Regions from separate parts of the Homo sapiens genome. Here region 2 is linked to region 1. The links are chromatin contacts, found by Hi-C in ENCODE. All regions are on one chromosome and are shown on one strand. Each heading gives the region's core, a stretch centred on a gene start or an enhancer-like site at or near the end of the contact. The rest is flanking DNA. Distances are from core to core; before and after follow the strand shown.

Region 1 (4,018 bases), core at 1,019-3,518:
ATTGGAATATCTCAATTCCCTGCATCAGAGTAACAGAAAAGAAACATTGCAGTAATATCAGGGCAGCCACCTCCAATAGCACCTGCCAAATTGTAAGTGGAGATTTTCTTCTGCCAACATTATTCTCCATTCCCCTACCGTTAGGGAACTGGCTGAATTTTCTTCTTCGTATGTAATACAGTATTCTTTTTTTTCTGACAAGGTATAATAACTATAGTGTCAAATAGTAACACGTTAGAAGAAATAAACATAACATAGACAAAAGAAGGCTTCAGTGTTTGCTGAATGCACCAACTGCATGGGTCTCCAGTGTTCCAGGGTTGATTTATATCATCATTAACTGCTCTTTTTCCCATCACCCCATTCCCTCCCATGCTCCCTGGAGGTCCCAGCACAGCAAATGCTTTTGCAAGTTCCCATGAAAGATTCCCCTCAAGCTCCCAGCCCCTATCCACCAGGCCTGGGTCTGTGCATCTGTGTGTTTCCAGGGCATGGCTTGTGCCTGGGGAACTGAAGCATTGAGCCATGAGCCTCACCAGGAAGGACTCGTAGCCTGGCTCCCAGCAGATGGTGGCAGTTGTCTGGGGGTGTGAATGGCACTAGCTGTTCCTGTTCATCTGACCTCCTTGCACAGGCACTGACAATCTGTGGGAACAGGACAGTCCTCTCAGTCTGATTGGAGGGTCTCATTATCACTGCTGCTCAGGGCTCTCCTTACTAACAGGTAAGTTCTATAATCATAACAAATAGAGTTTTTAAAAAGAAAAAAAAGAGTTCTGGTCTCATCACATCTGAGATGGGCAGGGAGAAGTAAAAGAATAAAAGCCTCTCCCTTCAATGGTTCTCAAACTACTTGGTAAGAATTGGCCTTTGGATGAAGAACTTTATTTTTTAAAAAGTGTGTGTGTGTATGTATGTGTGTGTGTGTGTGAGAGAGAGAGAGAGAGAGACAGACAGACAGACAGACAGGGGGTCTTGCTCTGTGGCCCGGGCTGGAGTGTAGTGGCACAATCATAGCTCACTGCAGCCTTGAGTTCCTAGGCCCAGGGAATCCTCCCACCTTAGCCTCCCAAGAAGCTAGGACTAAAGGTGTGCACTGCCACTTTGCCTGGCTAATTATTTTTATTTTTTACAGAGGGGGGGTCTTGCTGTATTGCCCAGGCTGGTCTTGAACTCCTGAGCTCAAGCAATTCTCCCGCCTCAGCCTCCCAAACCACTGGTATTACAGGTGTCAGCCACCGTCCCTGGCCTGGATGGAGGAATTTAATACAGGAAATTGGTTCATCAGCTGACAGAAGAATTTACGATTTAAATAGGGGAGAGGAGAAAGGCAGGGATTAGCCACAGAAGGAAGCCAATAATACATGAAGGCCCATGAAAAAGGGAAGCGGAAGTCGTTACTAGAGGCCAAAACCAGCAGATGCTGAAACTGGTGGGATAGCCCTGTGGGAGCTGGGACCCTAAGGGAAGGGCTGTCTGGAAGAAACTGGAGCCATGAAGGAAACACAGCCACCAATGCTGAGATGCAGGAAGCCAAGCAAAAGGGCAAAAAGCACCAGGCAGTTCCTTTCCTTCCTCCCTCTAGTTTTCCACCAGGCTTCCCATGGGCCATGCCTACTAGAAGCCATGGAGTAAAGGAGCCTGGGAAATGCAGTTCCCTGTGATCAAAAAGAAGCACAGAGGAAAGGCTGGCATGGATCTGAGGCACAATGGGTGCCTAGTCTTTTTTTATGCCCCAGTTTGTAGATCCAGAAGGCTAAGACCAGGAGATTAGATGATCATGCCATGAAAAACTCCAGCTTAGCCCTGCTGGCACCATCACACCCTTGGAGAAGAAGAAAGAGTACGCTCAGATACAGGGATGAAAGAAGGTCCCAGAAAGAACTGGGGAGTCTCAAGGGCTGAGAGAACCACAATATGAGTTTGCTGGGCTCCTAAGTATGTTTGGGGTCTGGAGTCTAAGGGATGAGGTTGTCTTGGACAGCAACAGAAATCAAAATCCTCAAATTCCATTAGGAGACCTGGGGTAGAGGTGGTCCATGATAAAGCAGAGAGAGAGAAGTCAGACTGGGGCTTCCAGCTATATAAAGGTGATTTTGTAACCATAACATATGCTTGCATTGGACAATCTATATGTTCCTTGAACTGCTAAGGCTTTACACTATAATGAAATTGCCCTTGCCTTTCATAAAGTTGGTGGGGACAGGGGGAAGGGTGTGCTGTTGTGGGTTGAGATAGCTTCATGGTTATGAGTCCAGGCTGGCCGCAGCTGCTGTGACAGCCCCATAAACATGATCTAACCTTTCCATTTCCTCTTTCAGAAGATGCGGTTGCTAACACCTTCCTCACAGAGCTGTTGTAAGGATTACATGAGACAAATGGATTTAGCCATGAAGCACTCAGCCCAGAGCCTGGCTCCCAGAAAGTGCTCACCTAACACAGGTCTGGTCTGCAGGAGAGAGAATTCTCTCACAGCCTCCAGCAGACCACCCATCACCAAGGACCCCTGGGGGCCTCCAGCTGAGCCACTGAGAACATGCAGTGAGGAACAGTTTCCTTGCCCACAGCAGGGTGAATGCAGGAGCCCAGAGCAGACTGAGGTTGGCAAATACCTTCCCAGCCTGTGGCTCCTTAGTCACACACACACACACACACACACACACACACACACACACACACCACAAACACAGACCCACAAATCACAGCCTGTCAAGACAGTCCCAGAAGCAAAAGGAGATGAGAAGAATGTACCTTTGCTGGCAAAATTTACAGCATTCAGATGCCCATGAAAGCCTTGTGGTATGATGTGTATTATTATGTGGGAAAAAAGAAAGAAAGAGCCTCACAGAGACAGCTCTGCTGTGCTGTTCCCACCGTCGAGGATGCTGCTGGTCACAGATTACATTAAAGTAAAATATAAACAAATGCTTTAACAAACATGTAAGTAAAATTTAAGTGTTTTTAAACATTTAAACTCCAAGCAGGATACAGAGGGCATCCCGATGAGGGGACAGCCCAGCACAGGGTCTCTGAGTCCAGGCATCAGCAGGGGGAGGGGTGGGCCAGAGAAGGGAGATTGGCTAACTACTGGTGGATTACCCAAACAAGTGGATGTATTAAGGATGATGCCAGGTTCCTCATTGCCAGAAAAAGAGCGCTACAAATCAGGAAGGAGACAACTAGAATGAACCTATGGTGCTGAATTTGGGAGTATCAGAGTGTGTGTGTGTGTGTGTGTGTGTGTGTGTAAGTAAAGAGAGAGAAATATAGATACAAATGTTTATGTGTGTGTGTGTGTGTATAAGAATACATATATGTATTTCGTAGCTCTTCCCAGCCCTGGGAGCAGTGACACCCCAAAAGCAATGAGCACACTTAGACCCAGACATTCACTTTTAAGTACCATTTCCTGCTAAAAGAACCCAGGGCTTCTTGGAGAAGTTACTGGTTCCAGGGCTGGAACAGAGAATATACGAGGTGAACCTGGAGCATCTTGTTGTGCTAGAAAGCAGGAAAATGCTCAAACAACAATAATAAGGATCTGTCAAAAGGACTGCAGCCTACAGGCCAAATCTAGGACAATTTGAGCATCAAAATAAATGTCAATGCCTGTAGTTGAACCATTTGGGTTCATTACCCCTTACAGCGAGGAAGAATGCACACCATGGGGACTATGGTGGAAGGGATCTCAGTAAGAAGATTTCAGAAAAAAACCTATTATAGGATTAGGCAGTGGTTTGGGAGGGTTTTGGGAGAGTCCAGGAACTTGGCTTCACGTGGATTGCACATTGTCAGAAAGTAGGGACGATGCTATGACTGGACACCTCAATAAACCTTCTATACAGGAAAAACAAGCTAGAGCAGATAATGCTGGAATGGTCAAGAAGCAGTGGTCTCTTATTAGCCAGGAGACAGGGATGGGATTGTATGGATTGCATCTTGGTTTTGTCCATACCTAGACAAATTTATGAAGTGGCCCTGTTTTGTCTTAATTTACCTCGGTCTCAGAGTGACCTTC
Region 2 (4,459 bases), core at 779-3,278, 820 kb after region 1:
TGTGTTGTGAGTTCAGGTGACAATGCTTTGCAATAGGCTGGTAAGGATGATGATACGGAAGTGGACCATCCTGGGCACGGTTCACAGTCTTGAAGTGCTGGGCTCGGTAGGATCTGAAACAGGAGGCCAGAGATGCCACTCTGAATGCTGTTTGCTTCATTCTTTTTGGAATTTCACTTTACTGGAATTATTACTTCAACATTAATTTAGTAGCATTTGAGCAAAATATACTTTGCAGCTTGTAAAGATAGGTGATGTTTTATCTATCTAGATTGATGATTATGAAGTGACTTCATTTACGAAGCCTGTTGGAGGGATTTTGCCTGTGGCCCCAAAGTGACGGCATGATTTTGATGAGGTGGGAGTGCGATAGTGGGAATGCAGTGGTGAAATGCTGATTGGGAAATGATTTCTTCCTGCATAGCTTAGTCACCTGCTCAACATCTGTGCCTCAAACAGTACCTCAGAGTCAAGTGGCTCATTGTGTTCTGTCCCCTGCAGACCTTGAAAGACACAGAAGCTGCCTCATGTACATATATGCACATTGCTCTTCATCCCTGCAAACGCCCTGGCCGCACCTAACGCTAGCTTATAGCAACATGCCTTCAGATGCCACATATGAAGGATTTGGGGCTAGATTTTATAACTCAGTCACCCAAGTGATGCCAACTTTTGTAAAGAAGGGAGAAATATGTTTTAGAAAGGGGTTCATATTGTTCTAAAAAAATATAGGGCAGTCTCCACTCAGATGGTCCTTTTGCATCATTTGAATTTAACTCTCACGATCATCCTCTGTAAGATTCAGACAGGACAGGTTTTATTAACCTCATTGTACAAGTGAGAAAACAGATGGGGCTAAGTGCCTATTCCAAATCACAGGACTAAGGGCTATGACCAAGGGCTGGGCCCTTGGCTCTTAATATCCAAAGTATACAGACTCCTTCCCAGTCAACCACATCCCAGCCAACCACTCCTAAACATATTCTTCAAGCGAGATGATTAGAGAGACAATTTGATTTACATTCCTTGTAGGTATTTTTTTGTTTGAGGTAAATACAAAAATTCAAAGACTTGGAGAGAAATGCTTAGTCTCCCTGTAGACTTAAGCCAGCTATGTGCTTTAATTCTAATAAAGACTAATAAGAGCTTGAACTCAGATTTGTTTGCTTTGGTTTCTTAGGAAATACAACTCTACACTGAGCATTTGCCCAGTAAGGTACAAGTTTATTGGTCATTGGTCAACTAAAAGCATCTTTATGGGACCATGTGTGTCATAATGAGTTTCATCTTTGCACTTAAAGTTTACAAATTTCATTGGAAGGGGAAAAAATCTTAGTGCTAGAAAGTTCTTAAAATTTAGCCCAAAGCAGGAGCCCTTTCTGTCAAGTTCCCAAGAGATGGGGTACACTTCCAGGCATGGGTGCTCTTTCTCCTGAGGTACCCCATCTGCCCTTGAACTATTCTGTTTATCCTGGTTCTTCCTCTGTTGACAAAAACAGGGCTGCTTCCTGCTCTGTGTGTCAGTCCTTCTGATACCAAACACTGCATGGGACTTAACACGTGAACTTTCAGTTTCATCCTGCTGATTTCCACACAACATTCCAAACTATAGAAGTAATTTTGAACTTCATTTAGTCACTAATGTTAACAGTTGTGCCATGCAGCTTTCAGTCATGTGTATATTTTAATATACGTGGAAGAGTGACCTGGCAGATAGTGGATGTTGACAACTGGTTAGGGAGTGGAGGGTCCAGACTAGTGCCACGTGCCTCAGCAGCAGGGTCTGCAAACTTTCTCTGTCAAGGGCCAAGTAACATGTTAAACTTGGAGTACCAGACGGTCTCTATTGCAACTACTCAACTGAATTCTGCCTTTGTAGCACGTCAACAGCCATCAGCCACTGGTACTGGCATGAGCATGGCTGCATTCCAGTGACATTTTATTTATAGACACTGAGATTTGAATTTTACATGTCATGAAATATTATTCTTTTGATTTTTTTTCAACCATTAAAAATGTGAAAACCACTCTTAGCTCACAGGCCGTATAAAAACAGGTGGTAGGCCAGATGTAGCCCACAGGCTGTAGTTTGCCAACCCCTGTCCCAAGGGTCTGGGTTTCTTGAGGGAGGTTGGGGGAAATTGGCAAAGGAGAGTATGTGGCATATGAGAGAAGAATCCACTGTGTTATGTGTGAGGGCTATGGGGAACAGTATTCTTAGATTTGGTGTTAGAGCAAGGAAGTCAAAGGAATATTCCATGAAGAGATAGAGACTATAGGGGACTTTGCTGATGGCTGATCATGAGTTCCCAGGGCACAGAGGAAGATTGAGGGGTCGGAGAAGGGCAAGAGATAAGCCAGATTGAGGGACACATGGAGAGGGAGGGGACTATGTGATGAGTCCAGGGAAGATTGGACTGTGCAGGCCGGGATTGGTCCCAGTGGTCCCTTCGGGCAGTGGTTCTTGACCGGGGTGATTTTGCCACCTAGGAGACATCTGGACACATTTTTGGTTGTTATAACTGGGACGGGGTGGTGCTGCTGGCATCTAGTGGGTGGAGTCCAGGAATGCTGTTCTACTTAGTGCAGGATAGCCCCCTGCCAAACAAATAATTATCTGTTTTAAAATGTCAGTAGTGTTGAATCTGAGAAATTCTGCCTTAGGGGAAGGCAGATCGTTGGTTATGTAATCCACATGATGCTGAGATAGAGAGTGTTTTGGCTATTGGAAAGGGTAGTTTTCTTAGAAGCATTTGGAACTCTGTGCACCTACCTTAAATATTCATGTGCATGGGTCAAAATTGACTCTTTTTCAGAGAATATAATCAGCTAAAACACAGATCTATAGAATATATTTCTAGTTTAAAAAAATCCATTGGCATTTTACAAACAAATGTCATGGAAACAGATTCCTTAAATGAGATATGAATTGTCTTTCACAGCTGACTGGTTACTCTGGGCTACTACATGGTTTACAGTAGAGTCTTTTTTTTGATTTTAAGTCCGTTTAGCAAAGTTTCACGCTTCAAATTCTCAGGAAATATGCTTGAACACTTTTAGGGGACCAAGCCTTGACTTAATCTCATGCTACTCTCAGTAACTGAAATGCCAACAAATCCAATTCTAATCGGCTTCATACACATCCATCACTCCAAAAAATTGACATAATGGAATGTGACACCAGCATAAAACAAGTTGGCAAGAGAGAACAATGATTATATAAGAGAGGTGTGACAGTCTACATCCAGGCTTCACGAACCTGTTCAGAGGAAGAGGAACCTGGCACAGTCTCACCAGAAATGTTCAAGTGGAGCTGAGGAATCTGCATTGAGAAGCAGCAGTGGGCAACTCTCCTCTTGGCTGCCGATACTTTCAACTGATGGTCAAGAAGGAAAAAAGTTACATATAAGAATTGCTAATTTTTTTCCATGTAAGTTACACTAGGGTTACAGAAAAATTGACTAATGTATGTTTCACAGAAGTCCTCATTCTAATAAATGCAAAGTGATAAGGATATATAAATGGGTCTTGTGGGAGTCAGGAGTTGTAGCCAAGCCTTGAGCTTGTAGTCAGGAGAACAGTAGTCTGACCTACAGACATACTTGACCCTTGAGCAGCAGAGAGAAGATGTGGCCTAGCCTCAGCTGGTTCCAGGAGCAAAAGAGACCATGCTTAGGTGGGCTCCAGGCCAGGAGTACTGATGCGGCAGTGGAGAGCCCACTTGAGCTGCAGGGAGAAGTCTGGCAGGGGTTTGTTGTGGGGCAGGGTGCAGAGACCAGCACTGGAAGCTCAGCCTGCACCTGGCAGAGAACAGACTACCGCTCCTAAGGAGTGGGAAGCACTCAGTCTCCACAAATCCTCACCAGAGGGGTGTTTAGAATCACTGTGGTCTTGGGCATAGGATGTGGAGGTATTGAAGCATGGGAGGGCAAGTTCAGAACCCAGCTCTCCCAAAATAGCTATGTGCCAATTTATATATGGCCATTGGCTCATAGTAGGCACTGAATAAATAGCAACTCTTTATGTTTTTAAATAAAAATGATAGGATTTAAAGATGTGGTGCCAACTGTGTGATGTAAAATGAAGAGAGTTGTACCATATAGTGCAAAGATGAATATAACAGTAACAGCCACAACAACAGCTAGCCTTTACGGAACACTTAATCATCTGCCAGGCAGTATGCTAAGCACTGCAAGTGTACAAACTCCATTTTTGCTATTATGTCACGATATAGGTACTGTAATTAATGCTGTGTGACAGGAGGGGAAGCTGAGGCACAGGGAGTTGAAGCACCTTGCCCAAGGTCCCACAGCTAATATATGGTGGAGCTGGTTCTACAGTTTAGGTGGTCTAGCTCCAGAGTCCATGTCCTCACCATTCTCCTAAATAACCCTTATTTCTGTTATTCTGTGGAAATAAATACATGCTGAGTACTTGGCAATTAGTAAGCCATTAGTAA

Evidence for each region. A loop is a pair of places that touch in the nucleus more often than their neighbours do. Pooled maps may share reads with other maps.
Region 2: a loop to region 1 is called in a map with no recorded cell type, with 2.0 times the contacts of the local background. The contact joins two enhancer-like sites. A Hi-C loop is called at or near these places in 2 of 37 single-sample maps with no recorded cell type and 1 of 50 pooled maps.

The regions. Positions count from the first base shown.
Region 1 is chr18:35,807,608-35,811,625 of GRCh38, forward strand. No RefSeq gene overlaps it. Among named protein-coding and RNA genes, the nearest start is that of MIR187, 95 kb to the right of the region's middle. Within about 2 kb of position 2,269, at least 2 of the 41 ENCODE cell types and tissues checked have a DNase peak (open chromatin) inside an H3K27ac peak, as active enhancers do.
Region 2 is chr18:36,627,388-36,631,846 of GRCh38, forward strand. The region is part of intron 10 of FHOD3 (formin homology 2 domain containing 3); the gene reads left to right. Among named protein-coding and RNA genes, the nearest start is that of TPGS2, 200 kb to the right of the region's middle. Within about 2 kb of position 2,029, at least 3 of the 41 ENCODE cell types and tissues checked have a DNase peak (open chromatin) inside an H3K27ac peak, as active enhancers do.